2 separate regions of the Homo sapiens genome follow, and region 1 is linked to region 2. A link is a contact called in ENCODE Hi-C data. All regions are on one chromosome and are shown on one strand. The core of a region is the stretch at or near the end of the contact, and the rest is flanking DNA. Distances in the headings are between cores, read along the strand shown.

What was found. A loop is a pair of places that touch in the nucleus more often than their neighbours do. Pooled maps may share reads with other maps.
Region 1: a loop to region 2 is called in a pooled map, with 4 times the contacts of the local background. The contact joins two enhancer-like sites. A Hi-C loop is called at or near these places in 1 of 168 maps with a recorded cell type or tissue (PC-9) and 8 of 50 pooled maps.

What each region holds. Positions count from the first base shown.
Region 1 is chr12:11,956,723-11,960,387 of GRCh38, forward strand. No RefSeq gene overlaps it. Among named protein-coding and RNA genes, the nearest start is that of BCL2L14, 110 kb to the right of the region's middle. RefSeq lists a silencer at 1,593-1,887 and an enhancer at 1,853-3,052. Within about 2 kb of position 1,634, at least 4 of the 41 ENCODE cell types and tissues checked have a DNase peak (open chromatin) inside an H3K27ac peak, as active enhancers do.
Region 2 is chr12:11,777,773-11,781,265 of GRCh38, forward strand. All of the region lies in intron 2 of ETV6 (ETS variant transcription factor 6), which reads left to right. Among named protein-coding and RNA genes, the nearest start is that of ETV6, 130 kb to the left of the region's middle. RefSeq lists an enhancer at 2,941-3,010. Within about 2 kb of position 1,764, at least 6 of the 41 ENCODE cell types and tissues checked have a DNase peak (open chromatin) inside an H3K27ac peak, as active enhancers do.

The sequences.
Region 1 (3,665 bases), core at 384-2,883, 180 kb after region 2:
TTCTCTCCTTTTATTTTTATTTTTTTGTCCTATTCAATTACTTTGCATCTCAGTTGATGCCAAAATATCAGTGGATATGCACACATTCTAAAAACTTCAGTGTACTGCTCAGAAAATATGGAAAAACAGACACTCTGAATATCCTCTCCAAAGCTCAGCACTGAGAAACAAACTACCTGTGCAAAGAAAACCGCAAATAGATGCTGTTTGCCCTGTTTGTTTATAGATGAATTTTCATTTTGCATTATGCTTTTCATACGAGTGCATCCTAAAAAGATTTTCACAATGAACTGTGTACATGTAGTAAAGATTGCAAAAAGAGGGAAATAATAAAGGATAAAAGCAAAGACTAAACTTTCTACCAAAGATTTTGGAGGAAAAAGCGTTGGCCAGGATAAATAAAATATTTTTAAATGAGTGGTGTATAATTAAATGGTCAGAGAAATAACTGAAGGCAAGTAAATTGACTTTCTTTTCCTTTTTTTACATTTCTTATTTCTCCCTTGCATAAGACAACCAAGGTTTGAGCCAGCTGCTGTCTTCTTCCTATCTATGGGACTTTGAGAAGTTTATTTCTGTTACCTCCATAAGCCTCAGTCTCTTCATCTGTTAAATAAAAGATAATTGGAGGCTGAGGCAGGAGAATGGCGTGAACCCGGAAGGCGGAGCTTGCAGTGAGCCGAGACTGCGCCACTGCACTCCAGCCTGGGTGACAGTGAGACTCCATCTCAAAAAAAAAAAAAAAAAACAAAAAAACAAAAAAAAAAAAACACACATAATTGGCTGGGCATGGTGGCTCATGCCTGTAATCCCAGCACTTTGGGAGGCTGAGGCAGGCGGTTCACAAGATCAAGAGATCGAGACCATCCTGGCCAACATGGTGAAACCCCGTCTCTACTAAAAATACAAAAATTAGCTGGGCATGGTGGTGTGTGCCTATAATCCCAGCTACTCAGCAGGCTGAGGCAGAGAATTGCTTGATTGCTTGAACCTGGGAGGCGGAGACTGCAGTGAGCCAAGATCGCACCACTGCACACCAGCCTAGAGATAGAGTGAGACTCCGTCTCAAAAAAAAAAAAAAAAAAAAAAATTACAGGACCCATCTCTTTGAGTAACTGTATTAAATGTGAATGCAGCACCTAGCCACATTACTATGCACATAGAAAGTATTCAATAATGTTTACTGCTATTAATATTAATATTTCCTTCATAAATTTATTAATATTCATTTTCTCCCATCTTAACCCTTCTGGGCCCCTCAATCCACTGGACCTGCCTTCAGCCTCCTGCCTCTTTACTGCCTTCATTCGCACTTCTTTGAGTCAGGTTGGCAAACCCCTTCATAATCCGCCCAATCTAGTTTTCCAGCCCCCAATACTCTCCTGACCTATAAATTCGCTTTCTGCATTGGCCACAATGAACTCCTCCCAGGTGGCAGCTCTTTGGATCTCTCTATCCTTCCTTTCTTTGTGCTCTTTTCCTGGAATGTCCTTCTCTTGTCATCCTACCCAAGACAATCAGTTTCTCCCTCTATCGCTCCTTGAATTCGCCTCTGATATTGCACTTGTGTCTGCATATTGACAGGTTTATGGAAGACACTTCCTAGCCATCTTGTGAGCTCCTTGAAGGAACTGTGTCTTTATCTGTATAGCCCCACCTAGCAGATGCTCAAGGCATGCTTGTGGAATGAATAAGGGAACAGATCATTTCTTCTGAGCTGTTTGCAGTCTGGCTAAGCCAATTGAAAGAATGCCTTCTCTTGCAATCTACAAATTGAAAAGCCTGTGAGACCCTCAGGACACTCAGGCAAGTTTTCCAGCATATGTGACAATACCAAGCCTTAGTGCATTTGCCTCTCACGTGGAGGAGTCTCTTCTAAAAATGAAACAGAGATGAAGGGTGAGACTCTTACAGTGGTTCAACTCCCCTAAGATCCTCTTGTGATTTAGAAGCATCTTGGAAAGAAATCCTTGACACTCGCCTCGCCCACCCTGAGCTATAAGGTAAAGCTCTCGGTGGTAAACGTGGCTCCCTGGTAGGGAGACTTCTTTTATCCTCATTGTTTCTGGAGGGGGAAGTGTTAGCACAGAGACTCCCTGGGAAACCCGAGGATGCCTCACCACCTCACCATAACAGCAGGAAACCCAGAAATGATTCACAGCTGAAACCTCTGGCCCACATCGACACATCACATCACATGGTTGTTTCAACTGGAAACCAAACAGCCATCTGGGCATGATTATCTGTATTTTTGTGAAGGTGTAAATACACAGTGAGTAGGAAGAGTCCAATAAAACCTATTATAATGTTGGTGGTGGGCACCACAAAGAGAGCACCCCTTAATAGACATTCCCTGGTCCAGTGAAAGACATACTTTGTACTGAGTCCCGCGCCTGGGAGACCTTCCAGGAAAGTAAATCCCCAGGAGAGAGAGGCATTTCCCAGTAGGTGCTTTGCTTTTTGGTTGTTTTCTTTTCTTGGTTGTTTACTTTGTTCTACTTTGTTTTTACTACAGTTCTGTCCTACTGGTGGCGGAGTGGGACTCCTTCATGATGTGGCACAGTTTCCTTGAGTTTTAGGAAGAAACGGCCCATGTGGCAGATTCAGAAACAATGAATCAGCACCTAAACAAACAGGAAGGTAAGCGGCCCTCCCAAGGTCACCTGGGTAGTGGCAGGGTGTGAACCAGAGTCCAGGTGTCCTGACCACCCACCACCGCCTGTCCTCCTCCCTCATACAAGATCCCTTCTAGGCCAGCGCTGAGAATAAAGGCAGCGGCATCATGGGGAGGGGGTGAGGACAGAAGGGTCAGGGAAGGCACTGGGAGGGAGAGGCAATCCCAACCCAACTCCAACAGCCTAGGGTCAAAGCCCAGCTCCACTCCTGGCAGCTGTGAGACTTTGGTGCATTTAATGTCCTTGAGCCTCTATTTCTTCACCTGGAAAATGGGATTGATGACAATATGCGTCCCTCCAACAACTAAATGGCACATCAAAGCTTTGGTTAAAGGGGTTGGCACATCGTGAGGACCACGTCAGCTCTTAATACTCCAATGATGGCTTCCCTATAAGTGCAGAGTCTTCTTCAAGTGGTGGTTAGCACGGGTTTTGCCTGTTCCTTTAATCATGGCTGTGAATTTGCTCCGGCACCATTGTTCCCAAAGTAGAATTTACTGGCAGCTTCCCCCCACCCATGACCCATCTCTGCTTGGAAATTTTTTAGTAGTAGTACTGGCTACTTTTAAGGAGAACTCATTCCACTGTTGCACAATGGCAGCTCTTAGAAAGATCCCTCTTGAATTGGGATAAAATCTGATCTCCCTCTCTATAATTTCTCCCCACTGGTCTTAACACTACTGCTTTGCTTCCCATACTTGGAGAAATGCTCCCCCAGAGACTCTAGGTGATGTATTGGGGATCAGTAAACCCATAAAATAAATAAGGCATGTTTTCCTTATGAATCAAATTAAAATGAAGATTTCTTAGGGAAACAGAATTTAAGCTTTGCATTGAATGGTTATGCTTTTTAAAATATGTTTCAGGCTGGGCATGGTGGCTCACGCCTGTAATCCCAGCACTGGGAGGCCGAGGCGGGCAGATCACCTGAGGTCAGGAGTTCGAGGCCAGTCTGGCCAACATGGCGAAACCCCGTCTCTACTAAAAAAT
Region 2 (3,493 bases), core at 514-3,013:
AAGATTAATTCCCTGTAATTCTAGTTCATCCTTTTGGCCCCAGTTTAAGCCATTTATTCATGCCAGGCTTTACAGAAGACTCACCAGCACCTCCAATGGGCTTCCAAGGTGCTCTCAACTTCCCTTAACACAGGTTCCCAGTTTATCCTCACCACTGAAGCCCAAGAGCTGGGACTGTGCCAGATTGATCACCAGTGCATTCCCCCAGCACACAGCAGGACTCGGCTCACCCTGGATGGTTCTTAAGCATTTATGAATGGGTGGATCTCACCTACGTGACCTGGAACTTCTCTGTTCTCAGAGCAAGCCATGTCAAATAGCAGAAAATGCACCGGCTTTGGAGCCTACTGCAGGACTAGATGTCTCAGGGTCGCAGTTTCCTCATCCCTAAAAAGGGGAATCACGATGCTTATCTCATGCAGTTATTGTGAGGTTACAAGAGTTACTGCTTATGAAGGGCCCTGTCCAGCATCTGGCACGTGGCAGGTCCTCCGTGAATGACAGCGCCTTCCTGGGCAGCCTGGCGAGCGCACACGCGTGTGCACACACACACACTCCTGTGTTTAATATAGCCCTGTCTGTTGTGAGCCACTTGAGGAGAGGTGTCCCTAGAAGAAACTTTTTTCCCAGAAAATGAGGCCTGGCTGGTGCTCATCCTGAGTTCCTGGAAGGCAGTGTTTTCTTGTAACCATCTGAGATTCCTGGGGCTGGGTATAGTGCCTGATGCTCTCAATATATGCGTGTTGAATCAAACCAGAAGAAGCAGGCTGAGGCACTGAGTGAAAACCTATGTGGATGTCCTGCTGCCTTTTCCTTGTGGAGGGTAGATCATTCCCAACTCTGCCTGAAACTTTGATGCCTTATTGGAGGAAGAGAAAGGTAACTCCCTTGTTGAGCCATAGAGCTCTTAGTTTTTCTTTCTTAAAAAAAAAATCACTCTTCTTTCAAACACCATTAAATTAGTCCAGTTATGTACACTGGGCTTGTATTGCATGGTTTATATAAAAGCTAAGTTCTTTCTTTAAGATTGGAGCCCTCCGTGTGAGTGATTTCAGGATAAAAGGCCTTAGAGGATTAGACACATTATTCGTTTGTAAAACTGATTGCTCAAGTGATACAGCCCTAGGGCTGCCCCCTTATTGTAGCTTCTTGAACACTGTCAAACTGTCAGACTTGGGTTGGTGGTTATTTTATCTCGCAAACAACCAAAACCAGATTTACATTGTAAGTAGATACTAGCGTGGCTTTTGTCCTTCCTATATCTAGGCCCTGAATACTTCAGAGCCAGATTAAATGCTTTGCTCTATTTTTTCATAGATTTGGGCTTCGACCAAACATACAAGTTGAGCCTGTTGACTTCTCTCTTTGTGGATGCACACGTGCGTCTCTGCGTATATTTGTGCATGCTTTCCCGAATAAGTCCTCTTTTAAAACTCAGCCTTTCATCATTTTAGAAATGATTTGCTCTTTTACAGCTTGTACTTTTTATGGTTCTTAGAGGATCACTGCAGCAAATATATTTGGCAGAAATTGAGCACACAAGCCCTTCCCCAGAACTCAGTACTGAATTTGTTCAGTTCCCATCTTAAAAACTTGAAACTCCTTTGACTTTTCCTGTGATGTGCTTATTTCTGATCTGAAACTGTAGTTCAAAGCTAGACTTGGTAATCATTCACGTCAAGAAAGGAATGGATTGCTCAAAAAAGAAGTCAGACTCTAAAAATAGCCTCCATACCGAGGCCCACTTTTCTACCTAGGGAATCAAGACAGAAATATTTCCAGGATTGAAATGACATAGTTCAAGTGACGCAACCATTTGGCTGCCTGCTATTTTTCTCTTTTCTGCCAGAAGGAAAATATATAATGTAGAAAAATTCCCCTAGAGTTGTTAAAATAATCACTGAAATAACCTTTGGTGCTTAGTATGGTACCCTGGAAAACTTGGATCTCTAGAATGGTTCATTTCAGAGCTTTTCCAGATAGCCAAGTTTTTATTAGAAAATTGGTTGGTATAGACGGTGCTCACTGTGACTGTTCAGTGCATGATGAGAATCCTTCTTTACAGAGATAAAAAGTGTGAAGAGAATTGCTGAGAAGTAACCATTCATTCCCTTCTGCATTTGCCTAGTGTGCTGTGTAATTAAATGAGCTGATAAAATTTACAAGAAATAAAGCTTTATGCAATTACAAATAGATGACATGACTTTTTAAAAGGTTTTGCCCATATTTTTCACACACGCTCTACCTTTAGCCTTCTCTGCTTTCACACAGATGCTGAAAAACAAAAGAGTTAATTAGAAACCATTCCTTTTCTCTCTTTCTGGTACAGAGAAGGCTTCCACTAAGTATGTGCTGAATAAATGACCCAGTCTGAAAGTTTTAATTTATTACACAGTATATTCATAGAACTGTAACTGTTACAACCTCTAGTTTGATAGATGTAGCTGTTTTTGTTTTTTTAAGTTGAGATTATATTAATATCTGTCACTTGGGTTGCCAGCCTTTTAGAAGAAAATTTGGGGTTTATATTAGAATAGGTTTTAGGTTCAGTAGCCTGTATCCTTTTTTACTGCCCTGGGACAACAGCAAATATTCACCTAAATTCATTCTGTGGTGTAACACTTTAGAAGTATACCAGTTCTTCCTTGCAAATAACAACAAAAAGCTCTGAACAACTTAATCACAGAGAAAAAAAAAGCTTTTATTGGAGGTATATTGGGCAGCTCATTGGCTGATAAGGTAGCAGAAGCAAAAGGATACTTGGCAGCCCGGAGCTTAGCTGAGATGGAGCCATAAGGACAGTTTTATTAGGATGCCACCACAGCTCGGCTGCCAGTGGACACATGAATTCGTGAGACTAGCACCTCTGCCATAAATAACATCTCACCATCCCTGGGGAATTGGTCACTCCCTTAAGACTCAAACACTGTGGCAAGTGCATCTAATTGGCTGAGTCCAGGTTATGTTCCAGGGAACAGGGGAGAAAGCTCTGCCAATCTTGGGATTCCCCCACATGCGGTATGTGGATGCTGAGCAGACAAAAATATAGAAGTCTAGTAGATGATTGTAAGTTACTGTATAGCAGTGTGTTTCATCTTGTTCTTACGTCCTGTGGAAGCTTTCTTCATGGCGAAGTTAAGCAGTTCCACATCTGCATTCCCCCAGATCAGCACACCAAAGGTGAACAGCTTGGGTTTCCCCCTACTTTCAGTTACAGGTACAAGATGTTAGCAAACTATGCAAATCTCAATGAGTTTTGTTTCCTAATTCTGTTTGCATGCTAGGAAACTTGCCTCATGATACAACAGTAAACCCCTGCTTTAAGAAAAACATGAGGCTGGTTTAATATGTACAATGTCCAACTCTTAGGAAGTGTTTATTTTTCAATTGCCTTTAATAATTTCTCATAAAGATCGATGAGTCTAAGAATTGTGAAGGACCTCAGAGATGATATATTTCAACTTGTCATCCACGTCACGACTGTCTCTTTAGC